Regions from separate parts of the Homo sapiens genome. Here region 1 is linked to region 2. Evidence: chromatin loops called from intact Hi-C (ENCODE). Cell type or tissue: PC-3. All regions are shown on one strand. Links, peaks and the distances in the headings refer to the core of each region. The heading gives the core; the rest is flanking DNA.

Region 1 (2,907 bases), core at 302-2,801, 350 kb after region 2:
CACGGAGAACACCTGCCAGTCCTTCTACCACATCCTGAGAAGGGGGCTGTTAATGTTGGGTGAGCATCTGTGGATGAGCTATGGGTCTCTTGTGGAGGCTGAACCCTTAAGAATGGGGAAATGAGTGTGGCAGCTCAAGGTCCTGGTCCCTCAGGCCCCTGAATGTAGCCTCTGAGCCTTAGCAGGGCAAGGGTGGTCAGGTGCAGGGTGCCAGCTAGAGAGTCTTGAGTGTTCACACCAGCTAGTGCAGGTGCAGCTCACACTCAGCTCTGCCCTCTGTAAAAATGGCGGTAGGTTGCACCTCATACCTTGAGCCCTCCCAGACTCCCACCAGCTCCTCTGGCTGGCTCTAAGGCTCTGACTCAGGTCAGATCTCAGCCCTGTCTATACCTCACTGTGGCTAGGGAACCCTTGGGGGTCGTACTGTGCCTAGTCCCACACAATTGTCCCAAGCAAAAGTCTCAGACCATTGGGCCGTAAAAGGAGACCCAACAGCAGAGACTGCAGCTGAAGTTGACTTCACACAAGCCATGGGGGGGTGGCGGGGGACCTCCTCAGGTTACAGCTCAGCCCAAGAACTCCTGAGTCCACTGTTCTGACTGCCAAGGCTGCTGACACCTGGTCAAGGCGGGCAGCAGGAGGGGACACTGTGAGTGGCATGGGTACAGCACTCACTCCTCCTTCCTTCCCCACCCCCACCCTCCCCTGGGGTGGGGGTGGGGGAGTGAGCTGCCCGCTGACCAGGATGAGTCCTTAGCACCTGACCTGGCCCTGCTCTGTCCTCCGCCTGCCCTCAGCCTGCCAGGCTGCAGAAAAGAGGCCATGAGGCCTGAAACACACGAGACAGGCAAACTGGCAAGGCCCGGGAGAGCGGGGACAGAGCGATAGCAGGAGAAACAGGTGGAAAAGGAGAAATGAGAGGGACGAGGAGGCAGAGGACAGAAAGATCGCTAGTGCCATGAGGAGAAGGCAGCAAAGACAAAGCCCTAGTCTAAAGAAAAAGGCAACCCTAATCCCAAACCCGCCTCAAAAACAAAAGCAATCTTTTCAGCATCTCTGGCCTGTCTAGTGCTGAAAGGGCCTCCTGAGGCTCCTTGTTCCCCAAACGGGAGCCTCGTGTTCCTGCTCTAAGCCAAACCTCCACGGTTCCCACACAGCAGGATTTTAATCACAATTGCACAGGGCCTAATCCACTTAGTTCCAAACGGGCAGGAGGGTGGGGAGGAGCCCAGGACCCAGAGCTCCCTTCACGCCATTCTTTCCTGTCCCTCAAGGGGCTGGGTTCCCCAGGTGCAGGGCGCACCCAAGTGAGTCCTCATAAAAACCAATAATGTTTCACCAGCAAATGCACCCAGGCCACCCCAAATGAGAGCCCTGCCTTCTGAGTGTCTGCCGGCCTATGTTGTCTCATAGCATGAATGCAGGGATAGTAACAGTCACCGAGACTGGATCCTACTCCCCACCACATATTCAAACCCAGGGTTCAACTGCACCACAAAGATGATGGTTTTGCAAAAGATTATGAAACTGCCTTTAGTCCAAAGTCACTTGGGGAGAATGTCACAGAAAGCATTTTAAGCCGAGAGCACTGTTCCTCTCTCAACCCCAAGATGGGGCCTTTCATCTGGGACCACACAAGATGTCCAATAGATGGAGGGAGAGCAGTAGAACTAATGTTCTCCAGGGAAAACACCAGTGCTCACAGGAGCCATGGTCTCACTGTCCTGAGAGCAGCAGAGCCAGCTCTCCAGGAAGCGCTTTGTGCACACTCTCATGGCACAGGTATGCTTGGAATGCCTCTCACCTAGGGATGTCCTCAGCTCTTGCCCATGGGCCTTCACCATTAGACATGGCAGCCTGGAGCCAAGGGAGGTTGCGGGCTTACAGAGCCAGATGTTCCAACTACTGCCTCCACCCAGAGATCTTCCATGATGATGTCCCCAGCAGAGGAAAATGAGGGATCTAACTCCACTTCCCCAGGTGTGAAGCTCAGAAGAGATACAACAGACCTCTGTTGTAATGAAAACTGAGTCCTTCCCATATAGTCTGAACAACAGCCCAAGTGACCCAGGAGTCCCTGCAGCACCCTCAGCAATGGTGCTCTACCCTTCAAGGCCCTACACAAACGCCTCTTCCTCCACAGATTCCTCTGGTCCTCCCTCAGCTTCCCAGTCTTTGTCAGGACTTTGACACCGGCCCTGCTGAGGTCAACCACATCCTGCCAGAACACAGGTCTGCGAGTGGGAAACTGGTACTCCACAGCAGGTGCTGAATGTCTAAACCAGGCATATTGTCACACACATGCACACACACATACACATACACACACACACACACACACGTGAGTGCACACACACACAGGCACACACATACACCCTGTGCCTTCCTCTGTCATCCACATCCTTCTCAAACCAGAGGTCTGAATTAAACTGGCAACCTCTTCCAGGAAGCCTCTCCTAGCTGGCCCAGCCCAGATACAGTTTCCACTCGCCCACTCACCAGTCTGATTTCCTGCCCGTGGTGCTCTGGGCTCTGCCCAGCTGCACTTGTCTGAGACTCACAAGGCCTGGGAAAAGGCACACGACCTTTCTGAGGTGGCCTTCACAGTCATCATGGTCCTTGTGTGCTGGCCTCATGGGACTGCCACCTGTCCAATCACTGGCACAGAGTTCCATACAGTGAGGAGGACTGAGCAGATGTAGGTAGACACTGGCAGCATCACTCAGGGCCCAGCTGGGGCTGCCAGGGCTCCCAGTGGAGCCAGAGAGGACAATGCCAGCATCTTTCCAAGGACCAAGTCTCAGAGACCCTCCCGTGTCCCCACAGACTTGCATGAGGAGTGAGATGACTTAGATGCTAGGACTCTGGCATCAAACTGCCTAGGCTCACAGCTCAGCCCTGCTACCC
Region 2 (2,907 bases), core at 147-2,646:
AGAACAAAGCTATAGGCATCACATTACCTGATTTCAAAATACACTACAAAGCTATAGTAACCAAAACAGCATGGTACTGGTACAAAAACAGACACATAACCAATATAACAGCATAGAGAAACTAGAAATAAATCCACCAGGAAACCTCAGTGCTTGTGTTTCCACATCACTGGAGTCCTAGCAGACATTTCTCCGCACCCACATGAATTGCAGCAGGCACACAGGGCTGGCTGAACCGAGGAGAGCTTCAGGGTTCCCAGTGTCCCAGTCCTCAGGGAATGTTGTTCCTAAGGCAAGAGTGCAACCCGCCAAAGGGGCACCCCTTGAGACAAAAGAGACCACAGTGCATGCTTTCCCTTGCCTTAGAGCTGCCCATCTGTGGGGTAGAAGTGACTGCACCACTTCCAGTGGAAATGCAGATGTTGTGCTTAGTTCTAAAAGGGAAGAGTGTGGTTCCATCCCAGGAGCCAGGCAGCCTCAGTGCTCAGGCGCAGATACAGAGAGGGAGACTTCTCTCCCACCATTACCCACCACTGCACACAAAGCCATGGCTACTCCTGCAGGAGGCTGGCAAAGGCACACTGGAGGATGCCTATTCTAGGGCGATTAGGGGGCAGCAGCATCCCCACTGGTGGTGTGCCCATCAGGCCCAGCCTTGCACAAAATGCAGGGCCCCTCCCAGTAGCAGCATACCTGCAGTGAAGAGCAGGACAACCACAGAGCTGTGTGCTTTGGGATGAGGGAGGAAGTTCCACAAAGAAGACATTTTGACTGTGAGCCACAAGATAGATATCTTCACAGCTCTTGGCTACACTGCAGCCTGGAGATAGAAAGCATTGTCTGTCCAATCTGAGTGTTCCGAGCACTGGACAAGAGCATGACAGGGAAGTGGATCATATTCCTGCCTGTATAGGTCATGGAGCTGGGGCAGCAACCCCACCTCCTGTGGGGACCTCAGCAGATTTCACCAGGAGCTCCCCTTGCCAGTCTAATCAGTGCTGGTGCTTGTGCCTGGCACTGGGGTATCTGAGAGTAAGCATGGGGGTTCAGATCTGCCTGGCTTTGTTCCCCACCTCAGTTACTGAGCAGGGATCTAAGGCCACTGTGTATTCTATAGACCAGCCCAGTTCCTGAGGCAACAGAGAGCTGCTTCTGGTAAATAAAGTCCTTTATCTGTCTAGCATATACACATCTGCTTCTGCCTCAGCCAGCCCTTACCTGTAAGCGCCACCTACTGGCCTACAGGTTGAACTGCAAAACCCAATATAAAATCTGCTGACACAAGTGCACAGCACCAGGAAACAAGGTTAGTTTCCTGAGACCTCGCCAACCTGGTCCCGCAAGAGGGAGTGAGACTGTTCATACATCTAGTGCATTGTTACTACAACCAGCATTTAAGAAAACCACCCCACAAAGGTTGTCTATTACAAGGAGTTCATATAGTCTTTACCACTAAAAGCATCCAGAACCTAATGACCCTATACAACATACATTATAGTCACATCTTCAAGGGGAAAAACTAATACCATCCAACATAAGTAAATTCAAAAATAAGAAAAATAGTTTATTTAGAAAAGAAGGAAACAGAGAAACAATTCTGAAAATATAAAAAAACAGCATTACAACACCCCCAAAGGATCACACTAATTCCTCAGCAATAGATCATACTAACCAAAATGAAATCTTTGAAATACCAGATAAAGATTTCAAAACTGATTTTAAATAATCTCAGTGGGGCTGAGCATGATGACACACAGCTGTAATCCCATCACTTTGGGAGGACAAAGCCAGAGGATCACTTGAGGCCAGGAGTTCAAGACCAGCATGGGAAACATAGTGAGTCCCCTATCTCAAAAAAAAAAAATTAAAAATTAAAATAAAAAAAATATATATATATACACACACACACACACACATTATATATATATATATATATATATATATATATATATATATATATATATATATATATAAAAATTAGATGAGTGTGGTAGTATGTGCCTGTAGTCCCAGAAACTTGGGAGGCTGAAGGATCACTTGACCCCAGGAGTTCATGGCTGCAGTGAGCTATTTTTGCACCACTGCACTGCAGTCTGGGCAAGAGAGTGATACCCTGTTTTAAATTAAAAAAAAAAAAGGCTCAATGAGATCTAAGAAAAAGTTGAAAACCAACACAAAGAAATCAGAAAAAAATATTTAGGACATAAATGAAAAATTTACTGAAGAGATACACACTTTTTAGAAAAACCAAATAGAACTTCTGGAAATAAAATGTTCACTGAAGACAATAGACTAGAACAAGCAGAGGAAAGAATCTCAGAGCTTGAAGACAGGTCTTTCTAATTAACCCAAACAGACAAAAATAAAGAAAAAAGATTTAAAAAGTGAAAAGCCTTCAAGAAGTAAAGGATTATGTAATATATCCAAACCTATGTGTTATAAATATTCCAAATGGAGAAGAAAAAGAAAAAGTTTTGGTATACCTATTTGAGGAAATAATTGAGGAAAATTTCCATAGTCTTGCTAGAGATTTAGATATCCAGATATGAGAAGCTCAGAGAACTCCATAAAGATATACTGCAAGACAGACCTCAGCAAGACATAGTCATCCAACTATCTAAAGTGAACGTAAAGGAAAAAATCCTAAAATCAGCAAAATAAAAGCATATAATCACCTATAAATGAGTCACATCAGACTGACAGCAGACTTCTCGGCAGAAACTTTATAAGCCAGAAGAGACTGGGTCCTATTTTCATAGTTTTTTTCTTTTCTTTTCTTTTCTTTTCTTTTTTAAGATGGAGTCTTGCTCTGTTGCTCAGGCTGGAGTGCAGTGGCGCTATCTCGGCTCACTGGAAGCTCCGCCTCCCGGGTTTACACCATTCTCCTGCCTCAGCCTCCAGAGTAGC

What was found. Peaks named below come from ENCODE experiments on the same cell type or tissue, not always from the same donor. Only the 100,000 strongest peaks of a DNase experiment are listed, where the experiment ranks them.
Region 1: a loop joins it to region 2, with 10 times the contacts of the local background. A loop is called at or near these places in 18 of 110 quality-filtered maps.

The regions. Positions count from the first base shown.
Region 1 is chr3:50,623,713-50,626,619 of GRCh38, reverse strand. The region is part of intron 2 of MAPKAPK3 (MAPK activated protein kinase 3); the gene reads right to left. Among named protein-coding and RNA genes, the nearest start is that of MAPKAPK3, 8.0 kb to the right of the region's middle. RefSeq lists an enhancer at 358-1,134 and silencers at 2,426-2,525, 2,556-2,605. In PC-3, for the core only: no CTCF peak of the experiment used is centred there; a DNase peak (open chromatin) is centred at 1,769; H3K27ac peaks cover 1,345 bases.
Region 2 is chr3:50,969,958-50,972,864 of GRCh38, reverse strand. All of the region lies in intron 5 of DOCK3 (dedicator of cytokinesis 3), which reads right to left. Among named protein-coding and RNA genes, the nearest start is that of MIR4787, 300 kb to the right of the region's middle. RefSeq lists a silencer at 1,234-1,293. In PC-3, for the core only: a CTCF peak has its summit at 1,240 (motif pointing left); a DNase peak (open chromatin) is centred at 1,254.